2 separate regions of the Homo sapiens genome follow, and region 1 is linked to region 2. A link is an interaction called in ENCODE POLR2A ChIA-PET data of the cell type or tissue named here. Cell type or tissue: GM12878. All regions are shown on one strand. Each heading gives the region's core, and the rest is flanking DNA. Links, peaks and the distances in the headings are about the cores only. Region 1 overlaps CLIP1 (CAP-Gly domain containing linker protein 1). Region 2 overlaps B3GNT4 (UDP-GlcNAc:betaGal beta-1,3-N-acetylglucosaminyltransferase 4).

What was found. ChIA-PET counts read pairs that join two places held together with the same protein. Peaks named below come from ENCODE experiments on the same cell type or tissue, not always from the same donor. Only the 100,000 strongest peaks of a DNase experiment are listed, where the experiment ranks them.
Region 1: POLR2A ChIA-PET joins it to region 2 with 5 read pairs; 7 of 35 experiments call an interaction of 5 or more read pairs at or near these places.

What each region holds. Positions count from the first base shown.
Region 1 is chr12:122,406,039-122,414,367 of GRCh38, reverse strand. All of the region lies in intron 1 of CLIP1 (CAP-Gly domain containing linker protein 1), which reads left to right. Among named protein-coding and RNA genes, the nearest start is that of CLIP1, 12 kb to the left of the region's middle. In GM12878, for the core only: no CTCF peak of the experiment used is centred there; a DNase peak (open chromatin) is centred at 716; H3K4me3 peaks cover 1,611 bases; H3K27ac peaks cover 3,017 bases.
Region 2 is chr12:122,206,639-122,214,933 of GRCh38, reverse strand. It overlaps B3GNT4 (UDP-GlcNAc:betaGal beta-1,3-N-acetylglucosaminyltransferase 4), which reads right to left. Exons shown (of 3, transcript NM_030765.4): 3 at 5,982-8,295. The coding sequence ends at 7,546. DIABLO (diablo IAP-binding mitochondrial protein) reads left to right here. Exons shown (of 6, transcript NM_001371333.1): 6 at 6,357-7,266. The coding sequence ends at 6,553. Among named protein-coding and RNA genes, the nearest start is that of B3GNT4, 7.1 kb to the right of the region's middle. In GM12878, for the core only: no CTCF peak of the experiment used is centred there; no DNase peak of the experiment used is centred there.

The DNA.
Region 1 (8,329 bases), core at 194-8,193, 200 kb before region 2:
GATCAGCCTGGGCAACACATTGAGACTTCCGTCTCTACAAAAACTTAAAAAAACTAGCTGAATATGATGATACATGCCTGTAGTCCCACCTACTTGGGAGGCTGAGGCAGGAGGATCTCTTAAACCCAAGAAATCTGATCCCAGGAGGCTACAGTGAGCTGTGTTCACGCCACTGCACTCCAAGCTGGACAACAGAGTGAGACCCTGTCTCAAAAAAAACAAACAAACAAAAAACAAACCCCCAAAACCAAAGTACACATATTAAAGTGTACAATTCAATCAAAATTAAAAAATAAAAACAATTTCAAGGAAGAGTGACCTCTTCAGGTTTCAATCAAGGGAACAGAGGGAGACTTTTTTTGTTGCTTGTAGTTTGTCAGAGTGTAATTAGCCAACCTTGAATTTGGCTAGGACATCTGGGGTAATATCCTGGCCCTGGCACCAAGTACCAAGGAATCTTGGCCACAATGAGTAAAGAGCTTTTTTTTTTTTTCTTTTAATCTCCATATGGCACTTCCAGAAGGACATATTCCACTAGCACTAACTCAATGGGTGGGTCTACTTTTTAATTGTCTATTTATTGTGGTTCAGCAACAAAATCTTAAAAGTATGCTTTCAAAATCTCTCAAAAGAGGAAGTAGTCATATTACAGAATCCCTATTGGGAACCCTCCTTGGTGTCTCTTACCCTGGGGAAGTTTATTCTCATCCACCTCTTTGCAGGAATGCTAATGAGACTACAGGCAGACATTTTGCTGCCCTAATGTTTTCTATAAGCGTAAGCTCTAAAATACTTCCGACTTGAATTAAGCAGTTTGGTGTTTGTTTGCTCCTTTGCTTACTTATGTCTAAGTATGATTTGGATAGATCCCAGTTTAACTCTGCCCCTTTTTAACACTTAAAATTGCCGAGTCCTTGATTTATAATATCTTCTCCGAAGTTAAGGCCCAGAAGATCCAGATGTTCAGGGTGTGCAAATCATCCAAAACTTGGGTTTGATGTATAAAGGGAGGCAATATAATAAGTCTTTTTCCCCCCGATTCTAAAAATCCCTTCTTTTACTCAAGTATTGTAGTGAAATATTTGGCATATTCTCCCCCTCTTCTCAGGAAAGATAAGAGTCAGTAGGGATGTTTTCCTGAAAATCTTTTAATCAAGGCCTTTGACCTCTTGCCTCCTCTCTCTTCCTGATTTACCCCATATAATGACTTTTTATTAGAGACATTATGTTCTAATACCTTAAAGCAGGAAGGGACCTATTTAGACTTTTCCTTTCTAGACCGTAAATAAACTTTATAAGCAGGGTGATTTTTTTTATAGCCTAAGTGAAAGAAAACTTATTGCCTGGGTTTCTGAAAAGTGGGTGTCTTTATTACATGAAACCATGTGACTAGTTTCTGTTGAAAGGGATACGTAGCTTGCTTAGGTTGTCATCTTGAGAATCTAGTCAAGTTTAGATTTTAGAAAATGTTTTCCAGTGAAGTTTTTTTTAGGGTCTCAGGTTTATTTTTTTCTTTATGTATTAGTTTTAAGATGGGCTTTACATTTTAGTAACATAATGTTCTCTTCTTAAAATATGTAGGTTAATTGTATAAATTATAAAATTTGCATAGATACAAAAACACAGAAAAAAACAAATTATCCATGATGCTACTGCCCAGAGGAATCTTTTTGATACTTTAGAGTATGTACTTTGGTTTTTTTTTGTTTTTTAGAGACGGAGTCTCGCTCTGTCACCCAGGCTGGAGTGCAGTGGCGTGATCTTGACTCACTGCAACCTCCGCCTACCGAGTTCAAATGATTCTCCTGCCTCAGCCTCTTGAGTAGCTGAGATTACAAACACGTGCCACCTTGCCCGTCTAATTTTTGTATTTTTAGTAGAGACGGGGTTTCGCCATGTTGGCCAGGCTGGTCTCAAACTGATGACCTCATGAAATCCGCCCACCTCAGCCTTCCAAAGTGCTGGGATTACAGGGGTGAGCCACCACGCCTGGCCTCAGTCTTCTTATTAAAAAATTTTTTTGGCCAGGTGTGGTGGCTCACCCCTGTAATCCCAGCACTTTGGGAGGCTGAAGTGGATGGATCCCGTGAGCTCAGGGCAACATGGCAAAACTCCATTTCTACAAAAACAAAAGTTAGCCAGGGATGGTTGTGTACCTGTGGTCTCAGCTACTCAGGAGGCTGAGGTGGGAGGATTCCTTGAGCCCAGGAGGTTGAGGCTGCAGTAAGCCATGATTGTGCCATTGCACTCCAGCTTGGGTGTCAGAGTGAGAGCCTGTCTCTTAAAAAAAAAAAAAAAAAAAAAAAAGAAAATAACTGGTTGTAGATAGTAAGTAGGAAAACTGCTAAGTACACCAGTTTTTTAAAAAATAACAGCTTTATTGAGATATAATTCATATGCCATACAGTTTAGTAACTTAAAGTATACAATTCAGTGGTTTTTTAGTATATTCGCAGTTATGCACCCATCACCATTATCAGTTTTATTATATTTTCATTTTTTTTCCTTTTCTCCCATTTGGAAAAGTAAGTTTTAATATATTTTTGTCATCCCCAGAAGAAATCATGTATCCATTAGCAGTCACTCCTTATTTCTGCCAACTTTCCCAGCCCTAGGCAGGAGGCCAGGAGTTTGATGCCAGCCTGGGCAACATGGCAAATCTACTCTCGTCTCTACAGATTTGTTTATTCTGGACATTTCTTATAAAGGGAATCATACATTATGACTGGCTTCCTTCGCTTAACATAGTGTTTTCAGGGTTCCTCCATGTTGTGGCATGCATCTGCCCTTGATTCCTTTTTATGGTTGAGTAATATTCTGTTGTGTAGATATACCCCAATACCACATTGTGTCTCTTCATCACTTGATGAACCTTTGGATTGTTTCTACTTTTTGTCTCATGAATACTGCTGCTGTGAGCATTCATGTATAAATTTTTTGTTTTTGTTTTTGAGATGGAGTTTCGCCCTTGTCTCCCAGGCTGGAGTGCAATGGCGTGATCTCGGCTCATTGCAACCTCCACCTCCTGGGTTGAAGCAAATCTCCTGCCTCAGCCTCCCCAATAGCTGGGATTACAGGCGCCTGCCACCACACCCAGTTAATTTTTATAGTTTTAGTAGAGACAGGGTTTCGCCATGTTGCCTGGGCTTGTCTCAAACTCCTGACCTCAGGTGATCCGCCCACCTCAGCCTCCCAAAGTGCTGGGATTACAGGCGTAAGCCACTATGCCTGGCTCTTGTGTCTAATTTTTTGTGTAGACATATGCTTGCTTTTATGTTGGGCCTATACCTAAGAATGTTATAGAATTGCTGGGTCATATGCGAACTCTACCTTTTGAGGCAGTACAATACTGTTTTCCAAAGTGGTTGTACCACCAGCAATGAATGAGGTTCAGCTTGTCCAAATCCTCACCAGCACTTCTATGTCTTTTTGATTATAGTCATCCTAGTGAGTGTGCAGTGTGGTATCTCATCGTGATTTTGATTTGTATTTACCTGGTGGCTAGTAATATTGAACATCCTTTCATGTGCTTATTGGCCGTTTGTATAGCTTCTTTGGAGAAACAAACCTGTTATCTTTTTCTTTTTACCTTCAAAATATTACTTATAAGGCCGGATGTGGTGGCTCACGCCTGTAATCCCAGCACTTTGGGAGGCTGAGGTGGGCAGATCACTTGAGGTCAGGAGTTCGAGACCAGCCTGGCCAACATGGCAAAACCCTGTCTCTACTAAAAATACGAAAATTAGCTGGGTGTGGTGGCACGTGCCTGTAATCCCAGCTACTCGGGAGGCTGAGGCAGGAGAATCGCTTGAACCCAGGAGGTGGAGGTTGCAGTGAGCCGAGATTGCGCCACTGCACTCCAGCCTGAGTGACAGAGCGAGACTCCATCTCAAAAAAAAAAAAAAAAAAGTGTGTGTGTGTCTGTGTGTATATATATGTGTGTGTGTGTATACATAAATAAATATAACTTTACAAAGGCAAAGTATAGAACAATGGTATGTTACCATTTCGAATGAAAATGGTATACAAAAGAATGCCTTTATCTTTTAGTTTCTATATTTAGCAGATATTTATTAAGCATCTACTATAGGGAGGTACTAGCCCAGACACTGGGAAAGTTGAGTAAAACAGTCATGTGTCCTGCTCTCGAGGAAACTGTAGCTGTTAATGGATTGCAGATTAAGAGCAAGAAATGAGGCTAGGCATGGTGACTCATGCCTGTAATCCCAGCACTTTGGGAGGCTGAGGTGGGTGGATCACTTGAGGCCAGGAGTTCAAGACTAGCCTGGCCAACATAGCAAAACCCTGTCTCTACTAAAAATACAAAAAATTAGCCAGGCATGGTGACAGGCGCCTGTAGTCCCAGCTACTCGGGAGGCTGAGGCAGGAGAATGGCGTGAACCCAGGAGGCGGAGCTTTCAGTGAGCCGAGATCTCACCACTGCACTCCAGCCTGGGTGACAGAGCAAGACTCAGTCTCAAAAAAAAAAAAAATAAAAATAACAAACACTGAAGTTAGATTTTAAAATCCAAATGAGGCCGGGCGCGGTGGCCCACGCCTGTCATCTTAGCACTTTGGGAGGCCAAGGTGGGTAGATCACCTGAGGTCAGGAGTTCGAGACCAGCCTGGCCAACATGGTGAAAGCCTGTCTCTACTAAAAATACAAAAACTAGCTGGGGGTGGTGGCAGGGGCCTGTAATCCCAGCTACTCGGGAGGCTGATGCAGGAGAATCGCTTGAACCTGGGAGGCAGAGGTTGCAGTGAGCTGAGATTGAGCCACTGCACTCCAACCTGGGCAACAGAGTGAGACTCTGTCTTGAAAAAAATTAAAATCCAAATGAAACCAATTCCTAGTTTCCACTTACAGCATCTAAGGTGGTTGTACAGAAACTATCTTATGGATTTGTGAGTAAATTTAGTAGACTGCTTCTCTTGAAATATAGGCTGGGCGTGGTGGCTCGTGCCTGTAATCCCAGCACTTTGGGAAGCCAAGGTGGGCAGATCACTTGAGGCCAGGAGTTTGAGACCAGCCTAGCCAACATGGTGAAACCCTGTCTCTACTAAAAATATAAAAATTAGCTGGGCGTGGTTGCGCATGCCTGTAATCCCAGCTACTCCAGAGGCTGAGGCGGAAGAATCGCTTGAACCTGGGTGGCAGTGGTTGCAGTGAACTGAGATCATGCCACTGTATTCCAGCCTGGGCAACAGAGCAAGACTCCATCTCAAAAAAAAAGAAAAAGAAAAGAAAAATATTATAGGCTGGGCGTGGTAACTCATGCCTGTAATCCCAGCACTCTGGGAGGCCAAGGCGGGCGGATCACCCGAGGCCAGGAGTTTGAGACCAGCCTGGCCAACATGGTGAAACCCTGTCTCTACAAAAATATAAAGATTAGCCGGGCATGGTTGTGCAGACCTGTAATCCTGGCTACTTGGGAGGCTGACGCAGGAGAATCACTTGAGCCTGGGAGGCGGAGGTTGCAGTGAGCCAAGATCGTGCCACCCTGGGTGACAGAGTGGAGACTCCATCTCAAAAAAATAATAAACAATAAAAAAAATATCAAGGTGCCCTGTAGTATTGTGAAAATAGAAACGTGGTTATAGGCCGGGCACAGTGGCTCATGCCTTTAATTCCAACACTTTGGGAGGCTGAGGCAGGAGGATCTCTTGAGCCCAGGAGTTCAAGACCAGCCTGGGCAACATAGTCTCTTAAAAACAGAATAGGCTGGGCGCGGTAGCTCACACCTGTAATCCCAGCACTTTGGGAGGCCGAGGTGGGTGGATCACGAGGTCAGGAGATCGAGACCATCCTGGCTAACACGGTGAAACCCTGTCTCCACTAAAAATACAAAAAATTAGCCTGGTGTGGTGGCAGGCGCCTGTAGTCCCAGCTACTCGGGAGGCTGAGGCAGAAGAATGGCGTGAACCTGGGAGGTAGAGGTTGCAGTGAGCTGAGATTGCACCACTGCACTCCAGCCTGGGCGACAGAGTGAGACTCCATCTCAAAAAAATATATAATAAAAAATAAAGAAATGTCTCAAAAAAATGTGGTTATTTGTCCATTGTCTCTCAAGACCTATAGCAACTATTAAACTTGCTCATTTGCAAAATAAAAACAAGAACCTTTTTTTTTTTTTTTTTGAGACGGAGTATCATTCTTATCGTCTAGGCCAGAGTGCAATGGTGTGAGCTCTGTAACCTCCGTCTCCCGGGTTCAAGTGATTGTCCTGCCTCAGCCTCCTGAGTAGCTGGGATTACAGGTGCCCGCCACCATGCCTGGCTAATTTTTGTATTTTTAGTAGAGATGGGGTTTCGCCATGTTAGTCAGGCTGGTCTTGAACTCCTGACCTCAGGTGATTTGCCTCGGCCTCCCAAAGTGCTGGCATTACAGGCAAGAAAGCTTTTATGAAAAGAAAAAAACCCAATCCAATATGAAAGACCTTGATTCTTCTAGGAGTTGTCTTTGTACCCTTTTCTTGTTCAGAGCAGTTTTGGTATGCTTTTGCTTTTGGTGTGGGCCATGTCTGACTGTTTAAGGGGCAGGCAACAATATGCCAACTTTTTTCCTTTGTGAAGAATGGAAAGGGAAATCAATTCTTTTTTTTTTTTTTTTTTTTTTTTTGAGACAGGGTCTCACCAAAAACCCTCCTTGTAGCACGTGTTCTCACTCTGTCTCAAGAAAAAAAAAAAACTCATCCAGGCTGGAGTGCAGTGGCACAATCACAGCTCACTGCAGCTTCAATCTCCTGGGCTCAGGTGATCCTCCTTCAGCCTCCCAGATAGCCTGGACTGCAGGCACGCGACACCATACCTGGCTAATTTTTTGTAGAGATGGAGTTTTGCCGTGTTGCCCAGGCTGGTTTTGAACTCCTGGGCTCAAGTGATCTTCCTGCCTCAGCCTCCCAAAGTGCTGAGATTGCAGGTGTGAACCACCTTGGCTGGGGAGGTCAGTTTTAACTTGCCTTGAGATTGACTCTTTGATCTCACTGCTGTATATAATAATTTAGAAACATTTATTCATCAGTTTACATTAGGGTCAGGAGCCTGGAGATTGGGGTTTTAGTCCTAGACTGTTAAGTAAGTATGACCTTGACAAGTGATTTCACTTTTTAGAATCAGTTTTCTTGTTGGTAAAATGAGAGAGTTGAACTAGATTGCTACAGTCTCTTCTGATTCTAACATTTTATGATGCTATATTAAGCACATTGCTTCTTTTTACACGTTAGTATAATTGACTGCTGCCGACCCATTAAGTAAGTTCTTCTGGGAGATACTAGAGAGGCCTAGTAATTTCAGCCCCTTTTAAGATCTGTGTCTTAAGCTAGTGGTATGTGTTAGAGTTACAAAGTCACAGGAATTTTGTAGAATTTTGTGTAAATGAACAAAATAACTCAAATTATTCAGCTTTCCATGTTCCCTTAAAACATTTTTTTTTTTTTTTGCAGATGGAGGAACATTGGGAGGCTCTTTATTTTCTGCGTGCTAAGTAGTAGGAATATAAATCTGCACTCAGACTGAGCTGTGCAAAGGCATTCATAATTGCAGGCAGTTGCATCAGAGCTCAGAGTTCCATCTCTAAAAAAAACATTGTCTTATGCCCCAACCTTCTCCCTGGGTTAGTTTTTAATCCTGTCCTTCCTTTTTAAAACTTCTCTAGGTACAACTTGTATTCTGTACTATGTCATACACACCTTAAGTTTTAAATACATATAATTTTCTTAAGCACAGAATAATTTTTCAAAGGGGTATGTCTACTCTTGACTTTGGAAAGATACCATAAACTTTGTATTTACTGTCAGTGTCTTATTGTGTGATATTCTCAAATCAACACTTAAGGTTAGCAGGCTAATTTTATAAATTGCTCTGTAAGGTTTGTCTCAGTTAGAAATTGGAAATAAAACTTCCTTGTAGCTCCTTTTGAATTAAGGGGCCAGTTAATTTTCTGATACTTACTGACTTGTGTCAGTCCTTTAGTGTCTGAATGGGCTTTTCACATTGATCCATTTATTTTTACTTGTTTGAGACAAGGTCTCACTCTGTGGGACCACAGGCACGCACCACCACGCCTGGCTAATTTTTGTATTTTTTGCAGAGACAGGGTTTCGCCATGTTTCCTAGGATGATCTCAAACTCCTGAGCTCAAAACTATCTGCCCACCTTGGCCTCCCAAAGTGTTGGGATTATGGGCGTGAGCCACTGAGCTGGCCGGCATTGACCTTTTAAATAAACAGTGATTACAATATTTACTCATCTTTCGTACTTTATCCTTAAAGATATGCTGTTTGCTTCCCGCCCCCCATCCCCCAGATGGAGTCTTGCTCTGTCACCCAGG
Region 2 (8,295 bases), core at 1-8,000:
GGGTCACTTGAGGTCAAGAGTTTGACACTACCCTGGCCACCGTGGTGAAACCCTGTCTCTACTAAAAATACAAAAATTAGCCAGGTGTAGTGGCACACGCCTGTGCAGGAGAATGGCTTGAACCCAGGGGGTGGAGGCTGCAGTGAGCCTAGATGGCTCCACTGCACCTCAAGCCTTGGTGACAGAGCAAGACTCTGTCTCAAGAAAAAAAAAAGAAACTGGGATGAGTCAGGCACAGGGACTCAACGCGTGTCTTTGGGAAGCCAAGGCAGGCAGATTGCTGGAGCCCAGGAGTTCAAGGGCAACACAGTGAAACCCCATCTCTACCAAAAATACAAAAATTAGCTGGGCGTATTGGCGCTCGCCTGTAGTCCCAGCTACTCGGGAGGCAGAGGTGGGAGGATTGCTTGAACCCAGGAGCTCAAGGCTGCAGTGAGCTATGATCATGCCTGTGCACTCCATCCTAGGCAAAAGAGCTAGACCCTGTCTCAAAAAAGAAATTGTTATATTAAAACATACTCTTGTTTTCTGATGTCAAGATTAGCAGGCTAGGGTTCTCAATCATCAAATCTTAAAAATGATACAAAGGGCTGGGTGTGGTGGCTCACACCTGCAATCCCAGCTACTTGGGAGGGTAAGATAGGAGGATCACTTGAGCCTGGGAGGCAGAGGTTGCAGTGAGGTGAGATCATTGCACTCCAGCCTGTGCAACAGAGTGAGACCCCATCTCAAAGAAAAGATATAAAACATTTTTTAAGGTAAGTGTTGTGTCATCATACTGAAAAACAAAAAATAATTCTTTTAGAAGGTTTTTTTTGTTGTTGTTAGTTTTTTTGTTTGTTTGTTTTTTTGAGACAGTCTCATTCCATCCCCCAGGCTGGAGTGCAGTGGTGTGAACTCAGCTCACTGCAACCTCCACCTCCCTGCTTCAAGCAATTCTCTTGCCTCTGCCTCCTGAGTAGTTGGGCTTGGAAGCGCCTGCCACCATGCCTGGCTAATTTTTTTATTTTTAGTAGAGACGGAGTTTCACCATGTTGGCCAGACCGGTCTTGAATTCCTGATCTCAGGTGATCTGCCTGCCTCGGCCTCCCAAAGTGCTGGGATTACAGACATGAGCCACTGCGCTTGGCCCAGAAAAAGTAGTGATCCTGAGAAAAAGTAGTGATCCTGAGGGATCAGAGATTTGGAACAAGAATGAAACAACGGAAGTGTGGAAGCAGCATTATAGTTGTGCCACACAAACATGGCAGAGGATTTCTAGGTGCAGTGAACAGGAGGATATGCTTATATCTAGAAGGAGAAAAGGAGAATATCTAGAAGGAGAAAAGGAGGGGATGTATAAGCATTATTTGAGAAAAGTAGACATTTTCCTAGAACTCATAGAAAGGGCTAACAAAGTTGTAAACGGAATTTTTTTTTTTTTTTTCCCTGAGACAAGGTCTTACTCTGTTACCAGGCTGGAGTACAGTGGCACAATCATGGCTCACTGCTTACTACAGCCTTAGCCTCTGGGCTCAAGCGATCCTACCATGTCAGTCTCCCAGGTAGCTGGGATTATATGTTTCCGGTAGAGACAGGATTTTGCCATGTTGTCCAGGCTGGTCTTGAACTCCTGAGCTCAAGTGATCCACCCGCCTTGGCCTCTCAAACTGCTGGGATTACAGACATGAGACACTGTGCACGGCCTTATGATTTCACTTTTTTAACCAAAAATCTGGTCCAGGTGCAGTGGCTCATACCTGTTGTAATCCCAGCACTTCGGGATGCCTAAGCAGGTGGATCACTTGAGCTCAGGAGTTCGAGACCAGACTTGACAACACGATGAAACCCTGTCTCTACAAAAAAATTAGCCAGGCATGGTGATGGGCGCCTGTAGTCCCAGCTTCTTGGGAGGCTGAGGTGAGAGGATCACTTGGGCCCTGGAGGTCGAGGCTGCAGTGAGCCATGATCAGGCCAGTGTACCCCAGCCTGGTTGACAAAGCAAGACCCTGTCTTAAAAACAAAAAAATGGCCGGGCGCAGTGGCTCACGCCTGTAATCCCAGCACTTTAGGAGGCTGAGGTGGGCGGATCATGTGGTCAGGAGATAAAGACCATCCTGGTTAACATGGTAAAACCCCGTCTCTACTAAAAATACAAAAAAATTAGCTATGTGTGGTGGCGGGTGCCTGTAGTCCCAGCTACTCGGGAGGCTGAGGCAGGAGAATGGCGTGAACCTGGGAGGCAGAGCTTGCAGTGAGCAGAGATCACACCACTGCACTCCACCCTGGGCAACAGAGCAAGACTCCATCTCAAAAAAAAAAACAAAAATAAATAAATAAGCGAACAATAAAGTAACAGCATAACAAAAAGATTCAGAGCAAAATCCCAAAAGCTACTAAGAAAAAATAGATTACCTACAAAGGAAGTAGAATCAAACATCAGGCATCTTCTCCGCAACACTAGAGGTGACGATAAATCCATAACCTAGGATTTTATGTATAGCCAACTACCATCAAAAAGTGAGAATAAAAGATATCCTCAGACATAGACTCAAAGTACCACCTGTATACACTTTCTGGAAGAACTATGAAGAAGGAAAAATCAGTTTTGAGAGAAGCTACTAAGATTTTTTTTCAAAAGTTCTGAGTGTAAAACAAGTTTTTAAATTTGGGAAAGTGAAAACATGCTAAGCACATTGACATTAGACATTGTTAAACACTGCAAAGAGAATTAGTAGGAGTGGGAGGAAACTTGGTAGCTCCAGTTGAGGCAGGAAAGGTTTAAAAAGAAAACCCGTCAATTAGAAAATACAAAATTGGGCCACGTGCAGTAGTTCACACCTATGATCCCAGCACTTTGGAAGGCCAAGTCAGATGGATCAGCTGAGGTCAAGAGTTCGAGACCAGCCTGGCCAACATGGCAAAACTCCATCTGTAATTTAAAAAAAAAAAAAAAAAATTATAGGAATAATTTCAAACATCAGTGATTGCAGTAAAAATAAACTTATTAAATGACACGTTTAGATTGTGTTCCAAAATTTAGCTAAAACTAGCTAAATCAAAGAATTCAAGATAAAAAGTAATCAGTAGGACAGAACAATTCATTAAGACATTATCAATCATGAAATGTACTTAATGAGGCAAAAACTGATAGAATTACAAGGAGATCTGAGATGTGTGTAATACTCAATTTTCTGAGCACGCTTGCAGGTCAAGACAACCAAAAAAATTAAAGCTATTAAAGCTATTAAGGATTAGAACAGAATTTGTTTTGGAGACAGGGTCTTGCTCTGTTGCCCAGGCTGGAGTGTAATGGCATGATCACAGCTTACTGCAGCCTTGACCTGGGCTCAAGCCATCTTCCCATTTCAGCGTCCCAAGCAGCCCAACTAATTTTCTTTTTTTTTTTTAAGAGTTGGTGTCTTGTTATGTTCCCCAGGCTGATTTTGAACTCATGGGCTCAAGTGATCCTCCCGTCTTGGCCTGCCAGAGTGCTAGGATCACAGGCGTGAGCTGAGCCACTGCACCCAGCTCAGTGTGATTGTTTTTTATTTTGGAGACAGGGTCTCACTCTGTCACCCGGGTTGGAGTGCAGTTCCTTGATCTTGGCTCACCGTTACTTCTGCCTCCCAGGGTCAAGCAATCCTGTCTCAGCCTCCTGAGTAGCTGGGACCACAGGCAGTCACCACCACGCCCGATTAATCTTTTTTATTTTTTGGTAGAGATGGGGTTTCACCATGTTGCCCAGGCTAGTCTCGAACTCCTGAGCTAAGGCAGTCCACCTGCCTCAGCCTCCCAAAGTGCTGGGATTACAGGCGTGAGCCACTGTGCCCGTCTGTGATTTTTTTTTTTTTTTTTTTTTTTTTTTTTTTTTTTTACTTTTAACTAAACAAAGGAAAATCAGATTTGTGTGTGTGAGAGAGACAGGGTCCATGCGGGAATGCTGTGGTGGGATCATAGATCATAGCTTGCTGTAGTCTCAACCTCCTGGACTCAAGTGATCCTCCCCACTTTAGCCTCCCCAGTAGCTGGGATTACAGGTGCACACCACCATGCCCCAGCTAATTTTTTTATTTTTAGTAGAAACAGAGTTTTGCTAAGTTTCCCAGGCTGGTTTTGCAGAGTGGTTTTTAAACACCTAACAAATGTATATATACTAAATATAAAACTTTGCCCCCTCCCTCTAAATTTACATACTCTTCTAAGACACACAGTAAATTTTGTACCAGGTGACAAAAGGAAGAGACAACAAAATCATTTAAAAAGTTGATATATCACCTGGGCGCGGTGGCTCACGCCTGTAATCCCAGCACTTTGGGAGGCCAAGGCGGGTGGATCACGAGGTCAGGAGATCAAGACCATCCTGGCTAACGTGGTGAAACCCCGTCTCTACTAAAATAAAAAAAATAAATAAATAAATTAGGCATGGTGGTGGGCACCTGTAGTCCCAGCTACTCAGGAGGCTGAGGCAGGAGAATGGCGTGAACCCGGGAGGTGGAGCTTACAGTGAGCCGAGATCGCGCCACTGCACTCCAGCCTGGGTGATAAGTGAGACTCCATCTCAAAAAAAAAAAAAAAAAAAAGGTAGAAATGGTATTCGAAGATTTTGATGTCCCCAAAATGGACACCAGGGCCTAGGATGTTTCGTGGGAGAGTTTTATCAAATCTTCCAAAACTATAATACCTATGTTACTGTAAGTGTACCAGCGCAAAGAAAGTAATGACAAGCCTCCTCTTACTACTGTATGAAGCCAGCATAGCCCCGATCCCAAACTGGACTAGGGCAGCACCAAAACGAAAAGCTCAGTATCACTTCAAAATGTAGCCGTAAATCAAACGTAGCCATTTACCCTCAAAATAGAATGATAGTTCAACACTGTAAAAAACTATAGAGTGAGACTCCTTCTCAAACAAATATAATTCACTGTTTGAGATGATATATCCATAGATTAAAGGAGAAAAACCACTTAACATATGCCCAAAACATCTTCAGTGTAGTAGCCATTTATGATTCGAATCTAAGTACAATTATGAAGAGATAATTTTCTTAATGTAATAAAGGTTAAGTAATCCTACTTAATTGTGTGGACTTTCAGAAGTGTTTTCATCGAAGTTAGAAGAGGAGGATGCCTGCCATTCTCCACTACCTGTCAACATTGTCCTGAAGGTTCTTGTTAATGCAGTAAGATCAAAATGTTCTACAGACGAATTGATAAAATGTATATACCCAGATGGTGAAATACACTAACTAGCAGCAGGTAAAATGAGAGAGCTCATTTTTTTTTTTGGGGGGGAGACGAGTTTCACTCTCACCTAGGCTGGAGTGAAGTGGCGCGATCTCAGCTCACTGCAACCTCCGCCTCCCAGGTTCAAGCAATTCTCCTGCTTCAGGCTCCCAAGTAGCTGAGACTGCAGGTGCACTCTGCCACACCCAGCTACTTTTTTTGTATTTTAGTAGAAACGGGGTTTCACCGTGTTACCCAGGCTGGTCTTGAACTCCTGAGCTCAGGCAGTCCACCCACCTCGGCATCCCAAAGTGCTAGGATTACAGGCACGAGCCACTGCACCCAGCCTTTTTTCTTTTTTTCTTTTTTTTTTGAGACGGAGTCTGTCGCCCAGGCTGGAGTGCAGTGGCACGATCTTGGCTCACTTCAGCCTTCGCCTCCCGGGTCCAAGCTATTCTCCTGCCTCAGCCTCCCAAGTAGCTGGGATTACAGGCATGCGCCACCATGCCTGGCTAATTTTTTTTTGTATTTTTGGTAGAGACGGGTTCACCATGTTAGCCAGGCTGGTCTCGAACTTCTGACCCTCAGGTGATCTGCCTGCCTTGGCTTCCCAAAGTTCTGAGATTAGAGGCGTGAGCCACTGCGCCCGGCCTTCAAAACATGTTTAAGTGAAAAAATTATAAAACATATTTAATACCTTTTATGCTGTTACATAAATTTATAGTAAAAAAATATTTTTCTATGCATTCCTTTACCTTTAAAGATTAGTCAAGGTGATGAAAGGGATCTTTGACAATTTTATTCATGATCTCTTTGTCAAAAAGAAATGGAAGATGTGTAGTTAAAAAAATTAATCAAAGGTCTGTACTAAAAGCTCTGTAGCTATAAAGATGATTGTGAGAGTTGCATTTAATAATTGTGATGTTGGCCGCTGACAGCTGAAGAAAAATGCTGTTTTTGACAGAGTGTCAGTTAAATCCAGACCTGAACATAGAGGTGGAAGTTTCTTTGCAGAGAGAGAAGACAGGGAGGTCAAGGAAAGTGACCCCAAGAGGGGTTCAGATGACAGCCACAGCACCCCCAGGCCAACGTCCACATGAGCCTTCCGCGCCCTGCACGGCTGCTCAACCCGATTGTCCCATCTTTTGGCAGGCGCAGATCAGGCCTCTATAACCGCCAGGAATCACATTCAGCTGGTGAAACTGCAGGTGGAAGAGGTGCACCAGCTCTCCCGGAAAGCAGAAACCAAGCTGGCAGAAGCACAGATAGAAGAGCTCCGTCAGAAAACACAGGAGGAAGGGGAGGAGCGGGCTGAGTCGGAGCAGGAGGCCTACCTGCGTGAGGATTGAGGGCCTGAGCACACTGCCCTGTCTCCCCACTCAGTGGGGAAAGCAGGGGCAGATGCCACCCTGCCCAGGGTTGGCATGACTGTCTGTGCACCGAGAAGAGGCGGCAGATCCTGCCCTGGCCAATCAGGCGAGACGCCTTTGTGAGCTGTGAGTGCCTCCTGTGGTCTCAGGCTTGCGCTGGACCTGGTTCTTAGCCCTTGGGCACTGCACCCTGTTTAACATTTCACCCCACTCTGTACAGCTGCTCTTACCCATTTTTTTTACCTCACACCCAAAGCATTTTGCCTACCTGGGTCAGAGAGAGGAGTCCTTTTTGTCATGCCCTTAAGTTCAGCAACTGTTTAACCTGTTTTCAGTCTTATTTACGTCGTCAAAAATGATTTAGTACTTGTTCCCTCTGTTGGGATGCCAGTTGTGGCAGGGGGAGGGGAACCTGTCCAGTTTGTACGATTTCTTTGTATGTATTTCTGATGTGTTCTCTGATCTGCCCCCACTGTCCTGTGAGGACAGCTGAGGCCAAGGAGTGAAAAACCTATTACTACTAAGAGAAGGGGTGCAGAGTGTTTACCTGGTGCTCTCAACAGGACTTAACATCAACAGGACTTAACACAGGCCTCTTGTTCCTTCCTTTCTTTCCGTTTCTCTATTGTATCCAAAGGAGAAGAGTGTAAGATTTTGTTTGCATCTGAAAGAGAAAATGCGTCTCTCCTGGGGTCCTATGCAGCCTCCTTCCTTGAGGTCCCAGACTGCAGCGCCCCAGGCAGCGCCCGGAATGCCCCGACAGGTTCCTGGCAGCATTTGCTACACTTTGGCTCCCATTCAACATATGCTGGACAAGTTAGCTGGGTTGCAGTGTTTTTAATCAGAGCTAACAGGGTGAGAGGAGTTAAAAAACCAAGTTGGCATTTTCTGTAGAGCAGCAGGCATCAATTTCGCATCACGATAGAGAATCAACACTGAGTCCACTCTCAGGCTGTTGCCCAACCCACCCTTCAGCGCTGGGGTATGGGGCCAGCTGCACACTTGAGCCCCTCATCTGTCACCAGTGCCCACATGGTCCACATCTCGAGGGGGCTGAGGCGGTGAACCAGCAGGAGCCCCCTATACAGGCAGGGGTCTAAGGGGTCCAGGGGCCGCCGGATTCCAAATGTCTTGAAGCCAGCATGGTGCATAGGGCTCAGCCCCAGCCGCCTCAGGCACATACCCACAAAGACATCATCAATGGGGAAGAGTTCAGCATCTTCCATGATAGCCTGGAGGCGCCGCACTGTGGCTCTGGACATGACATATCCTCCCCCACCAGCATAGGGTGGGTAGTGGGTGGCCCTGTACATTGAGGGTGGGATGAAGTATTTGACCTTAGTGTTCCTGTTGGGCAGGGCTTGGCGGATGACATCTCCCACCAGGAGGTCCTGGGCTGGGTCCCAGCCATCCAGGAACTCTAACACGTTGGGGACGTGGACAAAGACATCGTCATCTCCCTTTAGCATGAAATGGGCCTGGGGGCAGGCAGCCACCACCCAGCGCTGCAGGTGCAGCTCCTTGAGCGTCAGGTTGAAGAAGTCCTCAGTGAAGTCCCACTGGAGGATGTCATCAAACTCCCTACTCTCATAGGCCAGCAGCTGGGCTGGGGGAGCGGATCCTGCCACCCCTAGGAGGAACACCAGCTTCAGCTGCCGGCCCCTAGCCCATCCCCCCACCCTGCCCCACGTGCTGCGGATAGCCGCACGTCGCTCCACGTG